Linked DNA regions of Homo sapiens: region 2 is linked to region 1. Evidence: read pairs that join two places in POLR2A ChIA-PET (ENCODE). Cell type or tissue: Panc1. All regions are shown on one strand. Links, peaks and the distances in the headings refer to the core of each region. The heading gives the core; the rest is flanking DNA. Region 1 overlaps LOC124901333 (a long non-coding RNA gene). Region 2 overlaps LOC124901334 (a long non-coding RNA gene).

Region 1 (11,917 bases), core at 3,895-8,894:
GCTGCCACAGTGCCATATGCACAGTCAATGATCAACAGTTTTTGTTGATTTAATTCTATGGGTAGTCACTGGGAGAATTCTTGACTTTCCTTGTTTCCAATAATCTGCCAAGAATTTGAAACAGCGTAGTAAGAGAGAAAAAATGAAACAACACCTTGTCAACTACAGAATAGGGAAGCAATTAACTTTTTACTCACCTGAAGAATTTTAGGGTTTCCCGCCTGATAAAACATCTAGTTTCTTCCGCCACATACAAATGAGTTTGACTCAATTTAAACAAAGTTTAAAAAGACCACCTAAATCACTTTATTCTTAGAATAATGTAATTCTTTTATTCATTTGTACTGTGAACCATGTTTTCACAGCCTTTGAGCTAAAGAGATCTGTGTTTGAACTCTTGTTATGCCACTAGCTTCGTAGAAATTGACAGTTTACTTAACTTGTATAAGCCTCAGTTTTATCATATCTCAAATGAGGATGATTCATGGGATTGTTATCTGGATTAAATGAAATGACATATGTAAAATGCTTAGTACAGTATCAGACACACATTACTTTAATCAATAAATATTAATTATGCACTTTATTAGCCAGCCTCCAGGAAGTTAGGGACAACATCCACCATCTCCTGGTTGGTCTATGTAACCAACTTTTTCTTTCTCGAATCACTCACTTTGGGGAAGCCAGCTGCCATGTTGAGCAAATCTAGAGCTCCACATGCCAAAGAATTGCAGACTGCTGACAACAACTAGCAAGGGACTGACGATTCTTGGCAGTAGTCATGTGAGTGAGCCATCTTGGAAGCCAGTTCTCCAGCCCTTGTCAAGCCTTCAAGTGACTGCAGCACCAGCTGATAGCTTGACTAAAACCTCATGATAGCCTCAGACTCAGGACCACTCAGCTAAGCTGCTCCCCACTCTTGCCCCTCAGAAATTATGTGAGACAGTAAATGTTTGTTGCTTTAAGCTGCTAAGATTTGGAGTAATTTATTACACAGCAACAAATAACTAATAAAGGTACATACTATGCACCAGGCATTGTGCTAGATACTAGAAATGTAAGAAAAACAAGATAGGTCTTAGCCTCATGAAGCTTACTCTCTGAAGTTAGGAGAATGATAAATACTTAGTGGTCTGTTGTTGCTTTATCATTAATTTTTTGAGCATGATATCATTAATTTTTTTAAGTGAAAATCCAAAGTGTTAGCGTGTAAGATAGGGATTCTTGTAAATGGGGATTCAGAGGTTTGGGCATGTGAATTTTAATGTGACATACCACCGCCTAACCACTAGAATGACTTAAAATTAAAGAAAAAAAAAAAAAGACAATCCCAAATGTTACTGAAGATATAGAGCAACTTGGCCCGGCAGAGTGGCTGACACCTGATTCCAACACTTAGGGAGGCCCAGGCGGAATGGGGTGGAGGGATCGCTTGAGGCCAGGAGTTCAAGACCAGCCTGGGCAACATAGGGAGACACCCACCTCTACAAAAAATAAAAAATTAGCCTGGCATAGTGGCATATGCCTGTAGTCCCAGCTACTCAGAAGGCTAAGGTGGAAGGATCACTTGAGCCTCCTAGTTAGTTTGAGGCCGCAGTGAGCTGGGCACTGCACTCAGCCTGGACAACAGCATAGGACACTGTCTCAAACAAATAAAAAAATGGAACAACTGGAATTCATACACTGCTGGTGGAAGTGTAAAATGGTAAAACCACTTTGTAAAACAATTTGGCAGTTTATTGTAATCATATGCCTACCTTAATGATCTACCCATTCTACTCCTAGGTATCTGCACAAGAAAAAGTGAAAACATATGTCCAAGCAAGGATTGTTTACAAATGTGCATAGCAGTTTTGTTAATAATAGCCCCAAACTGGAAACAATCCAAATATTCATCAACAGACGGATACAGTGTAGTATAGTGAAACAATGGACTAGCATTCAACTAAAAGGAGCAAGCTACTAATACATGTAGCAATGTGCATAAATCGCAAAAACTATGTTGTGTACAAGGCAAACACAAATGAGTACATACTATATGATCCCATGTATATAAAATTCTGGAAAATGCAAACTAATATAAAGTGACACAACCTAAATCAGTGGTCTAGAACCTGTTAGTTGGGTTGTAGGAGGGATTGTGGTGATAAAGATTGATGATGAAAAACAGAGAATTTGTAGGGGAAGTGGGCGATGGAAATATTATATATCTTGATTGTGGTGTAGTTATGTGGGTATATACTTTTTTCATCAGACTGTATAGTTAAAATAAGAAACTATTACATAAGATATATATATCACTAAAATTAATTCTAAAAATTAAAAAGTATACAGGTGAATGTATCCAACAAGTTGCAAATTACATCTAGGGTTAGGGATCATGTTGTATTAGTTGCTCAATAAATATTTACTTGTTCACTACATGCCAGGCACTGGGTTAATTTGCTGGAGAGACAAAAAAGAACAAGACAGGGCTTTCAGTCTTACTGAAAGAAAGGCAGCTATCAAGGAACTTATAAATCATAGTACTATTGTAGTGTGATACAGCTTTTTTTTTCTTGATCTAGAGAGGATGACTTTTTGTCCTGTAAGAGATTATTTGAGGTATTTAGATAACAGGTCAAATAGCAAATTAAATCTTAATGATATACAAATCTGGATAATAGAAAGATAGGTCAATTTGTATATGAATCCCAAAGCCCTCTCTCAGAGAAGAAGCACTCAGATCCCAACTCATGATTCTCCAAGGTTGAGTTTATGGATATTTCCTGAAGATTATGTATCTGTGCTATAAGGGAAGGCTACACTCAAACCATTTGAGAAACCTGAGAGCCTGCAGAATTACATGGATACATTAGTTTAGAAGTCAGCAATGTTTATGATCAGAACCAAAGTAATTACCCTAAAATCTCTTTGATTCATATTACTATTTAAGTTGAAATTCTGTCCCCATCCCTTGCTTTTTGGTTGAAATGTTTAGTCCATTTACATTTCATATAATTATCAGATGATTTGGACTTAAATCTATTATTTTATTATTTGTTTTCCATGTGTACCATCTGATTTTTGTTCCTCTGTTCCTCCTTTTTTGACATCTTTTAAGTAAATAAATATATTTTATAATCTCACTTTATCTATTGGCTTTCTAGCTATCGTGATTGCTCTAGGGAATATAATATGCATCCTTAAATTTTCACAGTCCAGTTAGAGTAAATATACCAATTCATATAAACCCTTGCATATGATTCCTGCAATTATCTAGGTCCGTTTGTCAACTATCTGGTGCTTTATGTTACAATTTTTATGCAGATTACATTTATATGTTATAAACCCCACACAAAATTTTTCATATTTTCTTTTAAAATTCTTTAGTATTTTAAAGAAATAAGAGGAAAAAATTGTCTTTTATATTTACTCACACGTTTATTTCCAGTGCTCTTCATTCCTGTCTCATGTCATGTCTCTTCACCTGGAAGTTTGTTAAAGATTTATCTGCAGATGTCTTTATTGTACCTTAATTCTTTATAAATATTTTCAGTAGGTATACAGTTCTGGGTTGACAAGTTTGCTGGTTTTTTTTTTCTTCTCAGCACTCTAAAAATAATCAATTTTCTAATTTCTTATGAGAAGTCAGCAATAACTCAAATTGGACCTAATTTGTATGTAATATACCATTTTCTCTGGCTGCTTTTAAGATTTTCTCTCTGTTCTTGGTTTTTAGTAGTTTAATTAGTATATGTCTGTATTTATCTTGATTATGGTTTACTGAGCTTCCTGAATCTGTAAATTTATAACTTTCACCAAATTTAGAACATTTTCAGCCATTGTTTCTTCACATATTTTTTGCCCATTCTCTTCTTCCCTTTTAATACTTCAATTTTTAAAATGTTAGACCTCTTGATATTGTCCCACATATTTTTGAGGTTCTGCCTCTTTTTTCCCTGATATTTTTCTCTCTGTTTTCCACATTGGATAATATATACTGTTCCAGCTTCAAGTTTACTGGTTCTTCTGTCATCTTCAAACTGCTGCTAAGCCCATCAGAAATGCAATTTCAGATGGTGTATTTTTTAGTTCTGAAATTTCCATTTGGTTCTTTTTCTATATAGTTTCATTTATCTGCTGAGATTTCCTATGTGTTCATTTATTAAGAGTTTATGTTCCTTTACATATTTGATTAAGGTTATAATAGCTGCTTTAAACTCTTTGTAGGCAAATTCTGAAACCTGGGTCATCTTAGAGTCATTCTGCCTTGATTGCATTTTCTTTTAAGTATAGGTCACATTTTTCTGTCTCCTCATATACCTAGTAATTTTGGATTATGTCCTGGATATTGTAAATAATAGAATCTCTGGATTCTGTTATATTCCTCCAAAGAGTGTTTTTGTTTTGTTTTGTTTTAGCAGCCTGTTAGCTTGGATGAAATAAAACAAAAAACTCTTATTTTCTCTGTGGTACATGGCAGCTGAAATTTGTGTTCAGTTATTTTATTCTTAATTAGGTTGCTTAAAAGCTGAACTACACATGCATAATTTAGCGGTCAGTCAAATATTTGGACGATTTATATGCAGAATCTGGAGCTTCTGTTCTCACTCAATCCTGTCTGAGGTTTCCCGCTTCTCACTTTCAAGGTGCCTTTGTCACCCCAACTCTGATGTATGATACATTGAGCCAGATTGCTCTAAACATGAGTTTTAGCTGATCTATGTGATAGACTCTAGTGTATGCTTGTCAAAGTCATAAAAGCAGAAAATTCACTCTTCTTCCTAGTATAGATTTTCCTTCAGTTGCTGCTTGGTTTTGGCCATTCTGCAGTACCTTCAGATAGTTGATTTTTGCATTTTGTTCAGCACTGTAATTGTTATCTGTGGGAAAGTTGGTCATGTAGTAACCATTCAGTTGTTTTTTATAAATTGTAATCATTTGTTTATATAGCTTCACAGATTGTAAGAGTATGTGGACAATCCAAATTTTCTTATTACTAAGATTTTAATCTACCCCTCCATTCATAGGAGTTACAAATGAGCAAATTGAGTTTTCTGCTTTTCTGTTTTTCTCAATCTCCTTATAAAGGTTCTCATGATGAGTCAAATATTGAACAGCATTTTGCCTTGGTGGAAATGAGCCAAAACTACCTGTAGTGTGGGGTGGTATAAAGAACTCATGATTTTGCATTGAATTTTTGGATCTGCCACTACTAGGGATGAGATCTTGGGTTAATCATATTTAACTCCAATATTCTTTATTTCTACAAAGGCATGAAAAATGCCACCCTCAAATGGCTTTTGAGAGGATTATGGGTTAATGTAGTGGAAAAAGTTTTCCATACTGCAGAACACAACACATTAGGCATTATTCATTGTCAATACTCTTTGCTCAGTTACCAGCCAAAAGAAAGCCTATCATGTGAGTACATTGTTTAGGTAAACAATATGTAAATTATCATATCAGTTGATATGAGACGGTAAAGTATTTCAGTAGGAAAGAGACTATATCAAAGAAGCCAAATCAAAACCAGGTATCTGCCACTGAATCCATCTTTTTCCAGGCCTCTGCCTCAGCCTCATGGTCTCCTTCTTTGATAAAACAGGAAGGTGAAGCTTAGAGGTGGCTCAGGTTGTGGCAATGCTTTACATTTGTGTAATGCTTTATCGTTTAAAAAGAGTACATTAGCATACATTGCCTCATCTGATCAAAATGTACTTTTTAATCATTTAAGTAAACATAGATGCCTCATTTATTTTTCACCTTCATCCACAAAAGGTTTAAGAAAATCATATAGCCGTGTCTCTTCTTATGTTACTCTTATTTTATTGTTACAGTTCCTACAATATAAATTAAATCAATATAGACATTGTTTTCACTGAAGGCCAAGGTCTACTTTGTAATTAGTAAAAATTATACCTATGAGTGAAACCACTCCACTGAGCACTGTCATTCAAACAGTTCAAAGACCATTAGTGATCAAAGTATGTTGATCAGTTAACTAACATAAGCCTGAAAGATCTCCTATTTCTCCAGTCAAGTTAGCACTATCCATAAAGTTCATGCAAACTTGACTGGAGAATAAGATACCTTTTAGGGCTAGTCAACTTGAAATAATATGTTATTAATAATGCTGTCTTGAAAGAAAGAAAGAAAACTATTAACTTTCAGGCTGACAAAAACATTTAACTGTTTAAGCATACCATGATAGTTTATTTATGTTACTAATAAAACAATGAAGATCAGATCAACATGTATTTTTAAAAGTATAATATTTAGGTTTCATTCAATCATTTATTTCAGAAACCATCAGATATCTCTGCAATTCTAATTTATTCATACTATTTTCTATTACTGGGTCAACTGACAAATCTACTTTATTTGCTGTTTTCTTCCCACAAAATACAAGGGAGAAATGTTTTCAAAGAGCATCAATTTGTTGTAAAGTTTTTATTAATATGTGAGAAGCTTATAAACAAATACATTTCATTAATTATAGCACCTTAAAGGAGGTAAAAGTTAGAGAGTTTGGGTGGAAATATCAGTATCTGATACTGTTATAAATCCATCATTGAGACAAGTCAAATTAATTTGTAGGAAGGCAGTTCTACAGATGTGTCCTGCTTTAAGCAAAATCAAGCATAAAGATACCTAATCTCATTGCCAATTTCAATGCAGAGATGATTCTTATTGTCCTAAGATTTGTTGCTTTACCAAAAAGATTTACTGAAAGGTTTAAATGGATCATTATTTTAATGCAACTGAAACAATTTTATTTACCAAAAAATTAAGTTGCATACAATTTTGTGGGTACATTTCTAATGCACAAAGCTAAGTTTAACTGTATTCACCTTTTAAAAATTAAACTTAATTTTTAATTGATACAATAATTGTACATATTTATGGAGTATAAAGTGGTGTTTCCATACACGTATAGTGATCAAATCAGGGTAATTAGCATATGCATCATCTCAAATATTTAGCATTTCTTTGTGTTGGGAACATTCAATATCCTCCTTCTAGCTATTTGAAACTATATATTATTGCTCACACCTGTAATCCCAGCAGTTTGGGAGGCTGAGATGAGTGGATCACTTGAGGTCAGGTGTTTGAGACCAGCCTGGCCAACAAGGTGAAACCCCATCTCTACTAAAAATACATGGTGGTAAGTGCCTGTAATCCCAGCTACTTGGGAGGCTGAGGCAAGAGAATTGCTTGAACCTGAGAGGCAGAGGTTGCAGTGAGCCGAGATCACATCACTGCACTCCACTCTGGGCGACAAGAAAGAAAGGAAGAAAAGGAAGGAAGGAAAGAAGGAAGGGAGGGAGGGAGGGAGGGAGTTGCTGTGACAGGATTTTATTCTTTTTATGGCCTAATAGTATTCCATTGTGTATATAAATACCACATTTTCTCTATCCATTCATCTGTTGTTGGACATCTAGGGTGATTCCTTATGTTAGCTATTGTGAATGCTACTGCAATAAACATGCAGATGTATTTTCAACGTACTGATTTCCTTTCCTTTGGATAAAGGCCCAGTAGTGGGATTGCTGGATCATATGGTAGTCCAATTTGTAGTTTTCTGAGGAATCGCCATACTGTTCTCCATAGTGGCTGCACTAATTTACATTCCCACCAACAGTGTATAAGAGTTCCCTTTTCTCCACATCCTTGCCAGCATTTGTTATTTTTTGTCTTTTTGATAATAGCCATCCTAACTGGGGTGAGATGATACCTCATTGTGGTTTTGATTTGCATATTCCTGATGACTAGTGATGCTGAACATTTTTTAACATCATATTTGTTAGTTTTAACCATGGTTTGTTAGTCATTTCTAGGTCTTTTGAGAAATGTCTGTTCAGATCATTTGTCCATTTTAAACTTTTTTTTTTTGCTGCTGAGATGTTTGAGTTCCTTGTATATTCTGGATATTATCCCCTTGTCAAATGAATGGTTTGCAAATATTTTCTCCCATTATGTATGTTGTCTTTTCATTCTGTTGATTGTTGTTGTTTTTGCCTGTGCAGACACTTTGTGCTTTAGTATAATCCCATTTGTTTGTTTTTGCTTTTGGTGCCTGAACTATTAAGGTCTTATTTATAAAATCTTTTCCTAAACTAATGTCCTGAAGCATTTCTCTTATGTTTTCTTCTAGAAGTTTTATTGTTTTGGATCTTACTTTTAGGTCTTTTGTCTATTTTGAGTTGACTTTTTATAGGTTGAGATGTAGGAATCTAGTTTTAATCTTCTGCATATGGATATTCAGTTTTTCCAGCACCATTTATTGAAGAGACTGTCCTTTTCCCAATGTGCCTTATTGGCACCTTCATCAATAATGAGTTAGCCATAGATACATTAATTAATTTCTGAGTTATCTATTCTGTTTCATTGGTCTGTGTGTCTGTTTTTATGCCAGTATCATGCTGTTTTGGTTACTACCGCTTTGTAAGATATTTTGAAGGCTGGTAGTGTGATTCCTCTAACTTGGCTGGCTGGCTTGCTTGTTTATTTGTTTCATTGTTTTGCTCAGCATTGGTTTGGCTACTTGGAGTCTTTTGTGGTTTCATACAAATTTTAGGATTTCTTTTTGTATTTCTGTGAAGAATATCATGGGCATTTTGGTAAGGATAGCATTGAATCTGTAGTTTACTTTGGGTAGTATTGTCATTGTAACAATATTAATTCTTATAATCCATGAGCTTGAGATGTCTTTCCATTTGTTTGTATCTTCATTATTTCATTCTTCAGTGTTTTGCAGTTTCTTTGTAAAAGTCTTTCACCTCCTTGATTACATTTATTCCTAGATATTTTATTTTTTGTAGCTATTACAAATGGGATTGCATTCTTGATTTTATTTTCAGCTAGTTCATTGTTCATGTATGGAAATGCTGCTTTTTTATATTGATTTCATATCCTGCAACTTTACTGAATTTGTTTTATTCTGTTTTTTGATAGAGTCTTTAGGTTTTTCTCTACATAAGATCATGGAATTTGCAAACAAGAACAAATTGATTTCCTGCTATTCCAATTTATATGCCTTTTATGTCCTTCTCTTGACTAATTGTTCTGGCTAATACTTCTAATACTATGTAGAATAAGTGTGGTGAAAGTGGACATACTTGTCTTCTTCCAGTTCTTGGAAAAAAATCTTTTAGCTTTTCCCTATTCAGTATGATGTTAGCTGTGAGTTTGTCATATATGGCCTTTATTATTTTGAGGTATGTTCCTTCTGTGCCTAGTTGGTTGAAAGTTTTTATTATAAACAGATGTAGAATTTTATCAAGTGCTTTCTCGGCATCTATTGAGATGATCATATGGTTTTTAGTAGTCCTTCATTCTATTGATGAGATGTATGACATTTAATGATTTGCATATATTGAACCATCCTTGTATTCGTGAGATAAATAACACTTGACCATGGTGTATTATCTTTTTGATGTGTTCTTGGATTGGATTTACTAGTATTTTGTTGAGGATTTTTGTGTCTGTGTTTATCAGGAATACTGGCCTATAGTTTCCTTTTTTTGTTGTGTCCTTGTCTGCTTTTGGTACCAGGGTTTTGCTGGCCTCATAAAATAAGTTAAGAAAAATTTTCTCTGCTTCATTTTGTGAAATAGTTCGACAAGAATTGATACTAATTCTTTAAAGATTCAGGAGAATTCAGCAGTGAAGCCATCCAGTCTTTGACATTTATTTATTGGGAGATTTTCTGTTACTGACTCAATCTTGTTACTTGTTGTTAGCCTGTTTGAGTTTTCTGTTTTTTCTTGGTTGAATTTTGGTAGATTGTTTATGTCCAGGAAATTATCTATTTTCTTTTGGTTTTTTTAATTTATTGTCATGTATTTGTTCATAGTAGTCTCTAATAACTCTTTGTATTTCTGTGGTATCTGTTGTGACATCTCCTTTTAATTTATTTTATTTATTTGGATCATCTCTCTTTTTTCTTACTCTAGCTAATAGTTTGTTGCTTTTGGTTATCTTCTCCAAAAAAAAACGCAACTTTTTGTTTCAGTGATTTTTGTACTTTTTTTCTTAGTCTCAATTTTATTAATTTCTGCTCTGATATTTCCTTCTCTGATTTCTTTTCTTCTACTAATTTGGGGTTTAGTTTCTTCTTTCTTTTCTAGTTCTTTGAGATGTATCTTTAGGTCGTTTATTTGAGATCTTTGTAGTTTTTTGATGTAGACATTTATTGCTATAAACTTGCCCCTTAATACTGCTTTTGCCATGTCCTCTAGTTTTGGTATATTGTGTTTTTATTTTTATTTACTTCAAGGAATATTTAAATTTCTCTATCCATTGGTCACTCAGGAGCCTGTTATTTAATTTCCATGTATTTGTATAGTTTTGAATGTTTATCTTGTTATTGATTTCTAGTTTTACTCCATTGTGGTCTGAGAAGATAGTAGATATGTTTTCAATTTTTAAAAATTTGTTGAGATTTGTTTTGTGTTCTAATACATAGTCAGTCCTGAAGAATGTTCCACGTGCTGATGAAAAAGATTTGTATTTACCAGCTGTTGAGTAAAATGTTCTATGTTTAGTAAAATATCTATTAGGTCCATTTGATCTATGGTGCAGTTTATATCTAATATTTCTTTCTTCATTTTCTGTCTAGATGATCAATCCAATGTTGAGAGTGGGGTGTTGAAGTTCTCAACTGTTATTGTATTGGAGTCTATCTCTCCTTTTAGATCTAATAATATTTACTCTATATATCTGAGTGCTCCAGTTTGGGGCACATATACATTTACAATTATTATATTCTCTTGCTGAATTGATCCCTTTATTATTATGTAATGTCTCTCTTGTCTCTTTGTACAGCTTTTGACTTGAAGTCTATTTTGTCTAAGTATAGCTACTCCTGCTTGCTTTTAGTTTCTGTTTTTATGAAATACTTTTTATTTGAGCCCTTCACTTTCAGTGTGATTGTCCTTAAAGATGAGGTGAGTTTCTTTTAGGCAGAATATAGTTGGGTCTTATTTTATTATTATTATTCAGCCAGTCTATATCTTTTAAATGAGGAATTTAATCCATTTATATTCAAGGTTATTACTGATAGGTGACGACTTAATGTTGTCATTTTATTGATTGTTTTCTAGGGTTTTTTTGTATATCCTTTGTTCCTTACTTCCTTTCCTACTGTTTGTTTTTACTATTGGTTAGTTTTCTGTAGTGATGAGTTTTTATTCCTTCCCTTTCTCCTTTGTGTCTCTGCTCTACCATTGAGTTTTATAGTTTCTCATGTTTTCATGGTGGTGGTGATTGTTTTTTTCATTTCCAGATGTAAGACTCCTTTGGGTATTTCTTAAAAAATTGGTCTAATGGTGATGATTTCCATTAGTTTTTGCTTGTTTATGAAAGATTTTATTTTCTTCTTTTATGATGAATGGCTTTGCTGGGTATAACGTTTGTGGCTGCCAAGTATTTTTCTTTCACTACTTTGAATATATCATCTCATTCTCTCTTGGCCTATAAAATTCCTGCTGAAAAATCTAATGGAGATTTTCATATATGTGACTTAAAACTTTTATCTTGTTGCCTTTAAAATTCTTTATTTGTCTTTCACTCTTGACAATTTTAGTATAATCTGCCTCAGAGAGGATATGTTCAGGTTTAATCCATTTGGGGTTCATCAAGCTTCCTGGGCCTGAATGTCTGTCTTTCTCCCAAGACTTGGGAAGTTTTCAGTTATTGTCTCACGAAATATGTTTTCCTCACCTTTTTCCATGTTTTCTCCTTCTGGAACACCCATAATACCAACAAAATTTGTTCACTTACTGGTATCCAATAAGTTCTGTAGGCTTTCTTCACTTTTTTTTTTTTTTTTTTTTTTTTGGCCTTCCTTTATTATTTCAGAAGACCCATTTTCAAGTTCAGAAATTCTTTCTTCTGGTCTAATCTGTTGTTGACCCTCTTAGTTGTATTT
Region 2 (11,917 bases), core at 3,608-8,607, 52 kb after region 1:
AACAATCTTACATATCTGAAATAAACCCACTTTGGTCATGATGCATTATTCTTTTTGTGTAACACTGGATTTGATTCTTTTATTTATTTATTTTAGAGTTTTTGCTTATATGTTCACAAGAGACAGTGACTTGTTATTTTTTTCTTGTATGTTCTTGTCAGGTTTGAGAATCAAGGATATGTTGGTCTTACAAAATTATTTGGGAAGTACTTGTTCTTTTTTAACTTTCTGGAAAAGTTTTTATAAATTTGATATGATTACTTCTTTAAATATTTGGTAAACTTCACTAGGGAAGCATCTAGGATGGGAAAATTTTTAGTTATGGACTCAATTTCTTTAATAGATATAAAACTATTCAAATCCTTCTATTTCCAACACTCTGATTTTGGCACATTGAGATTCTCTATGAATTTGTCTATTTTATCTAAATTTTCAAAATTACTGACATAAAAGTCACATAGACCTCTTAGGATTTTTTTAAATGAGTTTTCATTCTTGAAATTATTTATTTGCACATTCTCACTCTCTCTTCTTGATCAAACTGGCCAGATGTTTGTCAATTTAAGGCTCTTAAAAAAAAAGATACAACCTTTGGATTTGTTAAACCTCATTATACATGTATTTGTATTTTTTCCATTGGTTTCTAGTTTGTTGTTTATAATTTACCTAATTTACTTTTTTTGAGTTAAAATTTGCTTTTCTTTTTCAAACTTCTTGAAATGGATACTTACATGATTCTATTTCCCTAATGCTTTATTTAAGCCTATAAATTTCCCTTGAATCATAGACTCGGATTCAGCCCACCCATTTTGATATGTTACATTTTTAATATATTAAATATAAAATGTCTTCTCATTCCTATTGTGATTTTGGTTTGACCTATTGAATCATTTAGTAGTACATTATTAACTTCTAAAACTGGGAGGTTTTAGTATGGCATTTTTGTTATTTATTGCTCGTTTAATTATATGTGGTCAGAAAGCATATTCCATATTATTTCAGTTTCTTAATCTTTGTTAAGGCTTCCTTTATGGTCAAGCATATGGTCAAATTTTTAAATAAAATTCTATAGAACATGTACTTGAAAAAAAATTCTAGTCTGCTCTTGTTGGGTATCAGTTTTCAACATGCGTGTATCAATTAGATCAAGTTTGTTAATCATGTTCTTCAAACCCTTATGTTTTTACTATTTTTTGGTCTATTCATTCTATTTATATTCTTTACTAAAAGAGGAGTGCCAAAATCTCCCCTTATGATTATGGATTTGTCTATTTCTCATTTTAGTTCTGAAAATATTGTTTTATATATTTCAAGGCTTTGTTACTAGATGATAGCTGTGCCCAGTTTTTGTTACATATGATATTGAAAAACTAGAGTGATAGGATTCCAAAGAACCACTGCTGTTGTCTCAATGTCTGTGTCCTCCCAAAATTTATATGTTGAAATCCTAACCCCCAAGGTAATTGCATTAGGATGTAGGGTCTTTGGAAAGTGACTGAAGGCTCTGCCTCTTGAATGGGATTAATGCCCTTATAAAAGAGACCCCTGACATCTGCCTTTCCCCTTCCACCATGTGAGGACACAGTGAGAAGGTGCCATTCATGAACCTGAAAGTGAGCCCTCACCAGACACCAAACTGGTTGAGCATTGTCTTCCCATTCTCTAGAACTATAAGAAATAAATTTCTGTTATTTATAAGCCACCCAGTTTTCAGTATGTTGTTACAGCAGCCCAAATGGACTAAGACAGCCACTCCACTAGGCAAGCCTGAGTGTAGAGCCATCAAAGACAGCTTGGAGAAATAGATTGCTGGCCTTGAGCACCCACATAGCTCATTTTTGCCCAGTGGGAGCTAAAAAATATCTCCTAAATGCTGCTGACCTCCCTATGGTTTGGTACATGCTTAGTACACTCCAGACTTGAGGCCTCTGTATTTTCCATTCTTTCTCCCTAGTATCCTCTTCTAGGTAAACTTGAGGCTTGCATCAGGGATAGATGTAAAGCACATGAAATAATACCTAGCATATATGGTTACTGAAAAAGGAGGGAAGAAATGTTATGAGTTCAAGTGAAAGAAGAGCTTCGTGGAGAGTAGTTAGGATTCACCTAGAGAAAAGCAGATTTGTGTAGGGGATGGAGAAGAACGTATTATCATCAAGTAAACAAAGGCATGGAGCTGTGAAGGTGAGGGTTTCTCTAGACACCTCACAATGAGTCCAGAGTTCAAGCAGGAAAATGGTACGTGGTAGGCAGTTAGGTAAGAAAAATAAATTGAATCCCAAAATAAAGGGCCATGAGGAGTAGGCAAAGGGTTTTGGACTTTGCATCCTGCCTCCTCCTCCTAGACTGGTGACTTACTTCCTGACTAGAATATGAGATTTCTGAGGACATGCCCAGCATCATGTTCTGCACGTAATCTGCAAACAACATTCCATTTATTGGTGACTAAACACTCCGGCCCTGGGGTGAAACTGCCTGGGTTCAAATCCTGCCCCATTCCTTCCTGACTGTATGGCCTTGGATAAGGTAGTTAACTTCTGCACACCTCTGTTTCCTTATCTGTTTAAAAAAAAAAAAAAAAAAAAAAAGGTTAATCAAGGTAGCAGGTTCACTGGGTAATTGTAAAGGTTTGATGGATGTTACATATAAAGCACTTGATATACAACCTGTCAAAAATTTTGTACAGTCAAGTAGGAATGTGGCAATAACCGGGATTTTGAAGGATAGGAATGATTGGGATGGTTAGAAATCACATGTGTGTGATTCTATAACAGTTTATCTTCCTATTGATGTGTTTTATAGGCAGCTAGCATGGGCCAAGTATGTTATCATCAAGAACTGAAGAGACTTAACTAGAGCAAGTAAAACAACACCCGAAATGCAATGTACATATATCAGAATGCTTTTCAGTTCTGCATTTGTGTTCTAATTTGCCTTTAAACATGTGTTGAAAAGAGTTTGACAGATGGGCAGAGGCAACACCATTACTGAGAAAAGTCACTTGACAAATCCTAATATTTCAAAGAGCCACTCCATTTGTGGCACTAAGATTAAATTAAGACAGTGCCCTGGGAAAACACAACTATGCCAGGACTCTCCTCCTACTGAATGCTTCTCATGTCTAAGCTTTACATTTTCAACACTCATTTCCAGGTCTATTTTCAGTTGCTCTACAAAGGATTAATGAAAATAACTCCATCTGATGTGATTAATGTCTCAGAAATCTATCTCATCCTAGTGTTCACAAGACTCTGGCTTCCTATAGAAAGGCCTTCAAAACAATAAGATAAAGAAAATGTATAAAAATTGAAATGTTGATTTTGATATTGTATTCGATAACAGATTTTGGTCAATGCATGTTTATTTTAAAAGAAAGCATGCACAACAGCTTTTCTACTAATAATGGTAGGAAATTACATAGCTATTTAAAATACCCAATTCACACAAATTGAGATGCAAATGTTGGTGTTATTGGCTTAGAACAGAGACGAACATTTAACTCTTAACATGCACATTTTATCCTTAATCTATTCTCAGTAATATTTTATGTTGCTTCACCATTGTCATAAAAGGAAACTGATTTCCTTTTCTGGTAAAGAAGGGAAATAATACTATTAACCTCCCATGATTATTATGAAAATAAAGTGAAATCAAGTAAACAATAGTTTTCAAACTATTGAGAGGATGCAGTTACTCATCAGTAATATTAGAAGGAAGACAATAAAATTTGTTTTCTTCTTTTAAGGCTCGTATAAATACATATATGTATACATACATGTATATATACTTGTCAACTTGAGCAGGGCTGTATAGATAGCTCCCTATATAACAAAAAGATATGAAAATTTGACAATTTAGTATAGAGATTTTTCTAATAAAAAGCACTTTTTAAATATCAAGCACTTTCTTTGTTTTCTAAAACCATAACAGCAAATTTTTATTTATTATGCTAGAACATAATTAGTAGTTATTCGAGTGAGCACAGACAGAATTACATAAAAACAACAGGTGCAAGAACTCCTAGATAATTTCATTAATTGCAGAGGCTCTATGGATTTGGAGCAAGATGTCTAAAATACCCCAGAAGCAGGTGTTCTAGGTCTTCTTATGGCTCATGTGGGCACTTGGAGGTATTTGATGTGGTAGATAACAGCTTGCTTAAAGACAAGGCTGAATAGGACAGCTGTCAAGGGCATTAGTGGTATGTGATGGGTGAGGACTGGAGAATACAGAAGGTATAATCAGAGTCCCACCAGGGCCAACTCTGGCTAAGCTGGTTTCTGTGTTCTCAGAACCCTCTGTCTGCTCTGGTTTCTCACTGGGGTTTCCTGTGCTTTCCGCCCGCCAACCGAATCACATTGCCTTTCCGTCTAGGTGCTGCTTCCTCCTCTTCTCATGGCTAACTCTTTCTCATGATTTAGGGTTCAGCTCAACTGTTACTTCTTCATGGAGGCTGATGCCTCCCAGTCTTCATCTTAAAAGTGTGCAGCTTTTATCACCGTCTATAACTATGTTACTTAATCATCTGTTTATTATTCACCGTGTGCTACAGAAGATGATCTTGATGAGAAGAAACTGCATGTTACCCAACAGTTTCTGGGTCATAGGCATGCATCAGGTAACTGATGAATGAATGAATGAATGAATGAATGAATGAATACATTAATCTCCAAGATTCCTTCAGTTTACGATATTCTGCTTGACTATCTAGTCCCTCAAAAGGCATTACCTTTCCCCTGTATTATCTCAAGCACCCTATTATAACTTTTTGAGTTAGTAGCATGTTCACCAAGGCTAATCCTCTTTAGCATGTTAGCCAGCTATGATGGCCACATTTTCACATAACAAGATGATTTCACCAAGTTAAAAACTTCTTTGGGATCTATTCGTAAAAGTATATATAAGAGTTTACATTTCTAACAATATAGAAAAATGTAGAGCCTCCATTATAAAACATCTAGAAATGTTGGAAAAAAATATACAAAACATACTTTTAAAAGCACTGACTTTATAAGATAGTACAAGAAATGTTCAGGAGCTAAAATTGAAACAGGTCACAAACCAGAGCAGTACAGAGACAGGAAGCCTGCGGTTGTCCTGGGAGGGAAGTGGGAGACAGGAAGGGGGCGCCATCGCACTAGCTCAGAGCCAATGCATGCGTGGAGATGGCAGATGAGGTCCTGGCTCCACACATATATAAGGCTGGGAGCTGGAACTGAAACACCAGTAGGGGACTCTTGAAGGACTCTATTTTCAGTAATAGAGAGGTCCTTAAATAAATCCACCCACTGACAGGGAGATGACAAGGTATTTTGTTTATTTCAGTCTGGGTTCTGAGTGAGGAAAAAGAAAGTCTGCCCTGAGTGTTCCTGATCAAGACCTGCCCCCACGTGGATTCAGGGCTTATCTTTTATAGCTCAAGAACTCTCAATCAAGCAATTCATGTAAAAATGAAGCCTGGTTTTCTACCCATGGGGCATTCGACGGAGGCAGTTGTAAAACTTTGCTGCAGAATCACACCTTCGATCCAGGCCTCACAGGATCCTCACAGTTAAAGGCTCAGTGTTGATAAATTCGCAATCTATATTTATGAAACACTCAAGCTACCAGGAGCAAGAGGCAGCAGATACCACAAACAGCATGACTGGATACCTAGGAATTTCCGGTGAGTCAGACATAGGCAATAAAACAGGTATCTTTAGAATGATTAAAGACGTAACACAATAAAAAAAAAAAGGAGAAAAATGCAACTGCAAAGTTGACGGAATAAACAAACACAGTGCTTAGAAAAGAAAAGTATATTCATTGAAGCTGAAAACTTAATTGACGCATTAGAAAGAGCAAAGGAAGCTGGAAGATAACATTAGCTGGAATAGCATTAGTTGGAATATGCAACTGGAGTAAGCATTAGCAAACTGGAAGATAGCTCTGAGCATGAATTCCAAAGAGATTGAGACAAAAAACATGAATAAAAAGGGAGAGATGTAGAGGATAAAATGAAAAGATGTCCAGTAAAAGTTCCAGAAGGAAAACATGGAAAAAATGAGGAAGAGGCAAAATTTGAAGATGCAATGACTAAATTGTCTAAAATTTTTGAAACATAAATTGTCTGATTCACAAAGTTTAAAAAGTCCTGATCAAGAAAAATAAAAATAAGTTCATTCCTAGTGTCAACAACAAAACAAAATGTAATGAAACAACAAAATGTCAAAGACAAAGATCTTCATAAGCAAAAAGTCAGTTAACCAAAATGAACAATAATTACATTGATATAAGCAACACTGTAAGTGTACTAATATCTTTGAGATGCATAGTTATCAAACTAAAGTTCTATGCCCAACTAAACCATCATTAAATAATAATAACAATTGAGAGTGCACCCCTAAAGGACCCTACTAGTAGATGCAATTCAGGAAGAACAAGGCTGACCTCAGAAGGAAGGAGTGAGATGCAGAAAGGTAGAGTAGGCAAGGAAATTAGTAAAATGTAAATAAATCTAAATAGATCTTGACTAAAGTTCTAGTCCAACTAAACCATCATTAAAATAATAATAATTGAGAGTACACCCCTAAAGGACCCTACTAGTGGATGCAATTCAGGAAAAACAAAGTTGAACTCAGAAGGAAGGAGTGAAACCGGGCGTGGTGGCTCACGCCTGTAATCCCAGCACTTTGGGAGGCCAAGGCAGGCAGATCACAAGGTCAGGAGTTTGAGACCAGACTGACAAATATGGTGAAACCCCATCTCTACTAAAGTAAATACAAAAATTAGCAGGGCGTGGTGGTGCGCGTCTGTAGTCCCAGCTACTCGGGAGGCTGAGGCAGAAGAATTGCTTGAACCCGGGAGGTGGAGGTTGCAGTGAGCCGAGATCGTGCCACTGCACTCCAGCTTGGGTGACAGAGTGAGACTCTTTCTCAAAAAAAAAAAAGGAAGGAGTGAGATGCAGAAAGGTATAGTAGGCAAGGATATTAGTAAAATGTAAATAAATCTAAATAGATCTTGATTATAAGCAGCAACATCATGATAGTGATTGATTTTGTGATTATACAATAGGATGGAATTAAAACAAAATGGAAGAGATTATTGGCTTAGAGTGTTCTAAAGTCTTTCTATTCTTTGGGAGGTAGATAGAGATATTTGTTAACTTTAGACTTTGAAATTCACATTTGCATGATCAAGTTGTAAGTATCATCACTAATACAAATGAACTGTATAATTTTCAAACCAATAAAGTGCTCTTAAAAAGCTCTGTGTTCTAGTGCAGTTGACAAAGTATTTCACAGCACCAGAGCCAACGTTTTTCTACCTGTTTTATAAAAGATCCTCCCCATCCTCCAAGCAGACTTAGAGGTTTTCTCCTCTCTGCTCTTGGGTATCTTGGCCAAATCTTTAGAGCAAGTGTAATGGCCAATTTCTTGGGTCAATTTCCTATGCCTCCTCATCATTGTGTCCCAGTGCCTGGCATATACCAGGCACTCTCATGTTTGAAGAAGGAATGGATATGACTTGCTCAAGTTCACACAGCTCTCAAGTGGCAGATAAAAAACAGGGACCCAGATTTTACCTCTTCCAGGTTTGTTCCATCCTTTGACACAATCTGAAAAAAAAAATTGCATTTTAAAAAAAAGTTGTATTTCAAGAACACAGTAGCTGCTTGATTAAAGCAAAAAGAAATCACTCTGAGGTGAAAAGCAAATGAAGGGAAAGAAATTTCATACCAGTAACCGTTGTCAGTCTATTGTTAAAAAAAAAAAAAAAAAAATCCACACTTTGCAGGTTGTGCTAGTGACTGAGCCAAGTCCCAGAACAGGCTTTTGGAATGACTGCCTTTTCCAGGGAAAACTTGACCACATTCACCTCGAGGTAGTCTCTGCTGGGGCATGATCCTAGGGAACTGAGAAGGCCCTCACCCACCAGCTTATCACTGCTAGGAAGTAAAACCTTCAAATATCCCTTGTTGCAATACAGGAACCTACTGGTGATCTGCTAAAGGGGTGGAAGGTGGAAGGGCTGGGAACTTCCTCACGGAAAATTCTGCATTGAAATAGCAAGGAAGGAAAAGTAATTGAAGGGAGAGTAGAGAAAAAAAATGGTGAAGATAGCAAATGCTTGGAGCTGGCTTTTTTCAGATTTTCAGCCTCAGTAACCCATATTTTAAAAGTGGAAACCACATTTGACCTTCCCTTATCTCACATCAAGATTGAAGACTCAGGAGGAAGTGGATCTTTTGAGATTCTTTGACTAGCACCAGATGACTGCATTAGAGTCTCTGAAATGCAAAACTATGTGATCCATGTGATATTTTCTCCAATCCTGTCTTATGAGTTGCAGAGCCAAGAGAAACAGATGGAGAAGGAAAATTATCGCGAAGTAAGCTTTCCTTCAAGAGTAGAAAGGTAACAGATGCCAGTAAAGGGAGGAAGGAATGAGTGCAGGCAGCTCTGGACAACAGGGAAAGGTAGGAGCTGAGAGTGGGTTTAGTTTGGGTTCATGTCTAAATTTACTAATCATCCAGTCACAGTGGTTCCCATCTGTAATCCCAGCACTTTGGGAAGCCAAGGCAGTAGAATCACCCAGGAGTCCAAGACCAGCCTGGGCAACATAGCGAGGCCCCATCTCTATTTCTAAAAATATATATATTTTTTTTTCTTAAATTTTAAATAATAAACTTACTGATGTCAGAGCCATGTGATATCTAGACATATGCCTTTGGCAAGAGGATTAAAATTCTTTTTTTGAGATGGAGTTTTGCTTTTGTCACCCAGGCTGGAGTGCAATGGCACGATCTCAGCTCATTGCAACCTCTGCCTCCCAGGTTCAATTGATTCTCCTACCTCAGCCTCCCAAGTAGCTGGCATTACAGGCGCCCACCACCACGCCCAGCTACTTTTTTTGTATTTTTAGTAGAGACAGGGTTTCACCATGTTAGCCAGGCTGGTCTCAAACTCCTGACCTCAGGCGATCGCCCACCTCGGCCTCCCAAAATGCTGGGATTACAGGCATGAGCCATCCTTCCTGGCCTAAAATTCTTAAATACAGCCTGGTTCATCCACTTAAACAATCCTTTCTCTCCTTTACCTGTCTCCCATATAAAGAAACACCAGAAAGAAAACATGCTCTGCAGAAAGACTAAAAGAAGTTAGAGAGAGAGAGAGAGAATGTGTTTGTTGTGTTTTCAAGAGTGGACTGAGGAATTTTGGCAGCAGGAATATGTAACATTTCTGCCACAGTGGAGTGACTAGGGTTAACTTTTTATTTCAGCCTTCCACTTGGAGGTCAGGTGAAGTTCTTTGTTTTCATTCATCTCCTTTGACACTTTTCACAAGATCATGGAGCTTTGCCAGAAAGGGACTTCACAACTGTCATAACATTTTAATCTCTCCAGGCCTGGGACAAGGTGGAAACCTACAGGTTCCCAAGGAGATTGTTTTCATCATTAGCATTTCAGCCAAAGCCTTAATGCTGCAAAAAGAAAGCATAATGTGGAGCAAGAGTTCCTGCTTTGGCCTATTCTGACTCTAGCTCTCCAGGGCTCTGATGAAGTCCATTGTGATCTAGCATTAGAAAAAAAATAAAAAATAAAAAAAATTTTTTAAAAAGCCTTCTCTCTTAAGCCTTGCTGCTATTCGTACTGGCTCAAAGTGCATGGTTTAATACTTGTAGCTATGAATACTTGCATATTTCCAAAGGCCTTACCGTACACATTTATTGGGAAAAATCTCTATTTTCTCCCAAGTGGGTTTGAGGTAAAAAGAATCCAGTAAATAGCTACGCATTTCATTAGACTGGATGAGGGTGTGGATTGCTGTCATTGTTTGCCCAAGTGAACTGCTGCTGTAAAGAAGCCCCTTACAAAATGTTACCTGCGGGACTGCTTTCATGTCTTCATTAACAACAGACACTTGGCATTAGTGAATCAACCACTGTGTTAATTAGAACTCAGACTTGCAGCCTATCCTCAGCTCATAGAATAAACACTGTTTTCCTTTGACCTAATTACAAGATGTTCTTAAACATCATCATTTTGTAAAAGAAACCATGACTACAAATTGCTTTGTGAACCATGCACATTGTTGGGACTCAAAATGTGTCTGCAGTTTGGAGAAAGTGTTTGCAGTTTGCCAGCAAAAATGCAGTCCATACGAAACAGTGGTGTATACAGGCAATGGGAATGATCTTTTTGCAGATATTATACACTTTTCTCTACCTTCCCTTACCTTCCGCATCACATAGCCCCTATCTAAAAAAAAAAAAGAAAAAAAAGAAAAAAAAAAAAGGTTGTCAGATCAGAATCCGAATAGCCTTTTATCTTATCAACAGATTTTATTTGGTAGGTTCCCCACAGTTGCTGGCTTTGGTGACATTTCAGATTAGGTTGTCATTTCTTCCCTTAAGCCCCAACAACAGCTTTCTATCGTCATGATTGATTAAAAAGCCCAGCAAACAAATAAGCAAATTGCTACACCACCACTATCAACCACGATAAAACTCAGAAACAAAAATATTTTCTTTAAGCCAAAGAGAGTTGATTAAATACCTCATAATGTACTGTGGGTCAGCTGTATTGGGCCACATTGGGTCATTATTGTAGAATTTTATTTTAATATGAACCCTGAGGGACTGTAATGCCTAGAGCCTTACTCAGCCCTGATCTCCCCAAATGCTCCAGTACCGTAAGGAAAAATATCTAGAGCAAGCCTGTCCAGTCCCCGGCCTGCAGGCCACATGCAGACCAGGACGGCTTTGAATGCAGCCCAACACAAATTCGTAAACTTTCTTAAAACATTATGAAATTATTTATTTATTTATTTATTTTTAGCTCATCAGCTATCATTAGTGTAGTGGTTTTATTGTTTTGTTTTGTTTTGTTTTGTTTTGTTTTGTTTTGTTTTGTTTTTGAGACGGAATCTTGCTCTGTTGCCCAGGCCGGAGTGCAGTGGCGCGATCTCGACTCACTGCAAGCTCCGCCTCCCAGGTTCATGCCATTCTCCTGCCTCGGCCTCCCCAGTAGCTGGGACTACAGGCGCCCGCCACCACGCCCAGCTAATTTTTTTTGCATTTTTAGTAGAGACGGGGTTTCACCACGTTAGCCAGGATGGTCTCGATCTCCTGACTTCGTGATACGCCCGCCTCGGCCTCCCAAAGTGCTGGGATTACAGGCGTGAGTGTAGTATCTTTTATGTGTAGCCCAAGACAATTCTTCTTCCAATGTGGCCCAGGGAAGCCAAAAGATTGGACACCCTTGATCTGGAGTATGAAAGAAAAAAACACATTTCAAGCGGCCTGTGGGATGCTGCCAGGAACCCCTCCGAGATTTCTAGTGCTGAGGACTCTGTTCTTCAACACACAAACCTCCTTCTGGGGAGGTGTTCTTGCTGAATATAACTACAGACCCTTGAGCAAAGGACTCCCTTACAGAAAACAGTGGCGAAAAGCTGAAATAATAACTGGGTAATATACAGGTTATTATACAGACTGGCATTCCAATACCACTCTGGAGAGCGTTGACATAGCAGTTCCAAAGACAATCTTTAAAAGTGTTCTGCCACAGGGCCACCGCTAGAGGGCAGAGCAGACCACTTCTGTTTTCAGACGCTTTCTCCGGAGGGGAAATTGAAAAGTTTCCTTTGAAGGATGAGCTGAATGCTGAGCAGACCTTCACACTTAAAAGCATTTCCACCCCTGCACTTCACCCTTCTAGGAGCAGAACAGTGGGTGGGCAGGCAAGCACTACTACGTAAATTGCATTGAAACAGGATTTCATTGGAAGAAAACACTCTTCCAGTGAAATCTGAAGTTTCATAACTTTGATAACTTTCATTTACTAAAATATTTCAGCCCTTTCCATGTGCCAGAGACTGTACTGAGAACTGGGGATATAAACACAAGTATTTCTTTGTTATTTTCCTCTATAGGT

What was found. Peaks named below come from ENCODE experiments on the same cell type or tissue, not always from the same donor. Only the 100,000 strongest peaks of a DNase experiment are listed, where the experiment ranks them.
Region 2: POLR2A ChIA-PET joins it to region 1 with 12 read pairs; 16 of 35 experiments call an interaction of 5 or more read pairs at or near these places.

The regions. Positions count from the first base shown.
Region 1 is chr6:53,781,057-53,792,973 of GRCh38, reverse strand. The region is part of intron 2 of LOC124901333 (a long non-coding RNA gene); the gene reads left to right. Among named protein-coding and RNA genes, the nearest start is that of LRRC1, 8.0 kb to the left of the region's middle. In Panc1, for the core only: no CTCF peak of the experiment used is centred there; no DNase peak of the experiment used is centred there.
Region 2 is chr6:53,728,420-53,740,336 of GRCh38, reverse strand. All of the region lies in intron 1 of LOC124901334 (a long non-coding RNA gene), which reads right to left. It overlaps LOC124901333 (a long non-coding RNA gene), which reads left to right. Exons shown (of 5, transcript XR_007059619.1): 5 at 1-855. Among named protein-coding and RNA genes, the nearest start is that of LRRC1, 61 kb to the left of the region's middle. RefSeq lists enhancers at 4,935-6,134, 9,586-10,103. In Panc1, for the core only: CTCF peaks have their summits at 4,889 and 5,128; DNase peaks (open chromatin) are centred at 5,166 and 5,636; H3K4me3 peaks cover 362 bases; H3K27ac peaks cover 4,817 bases.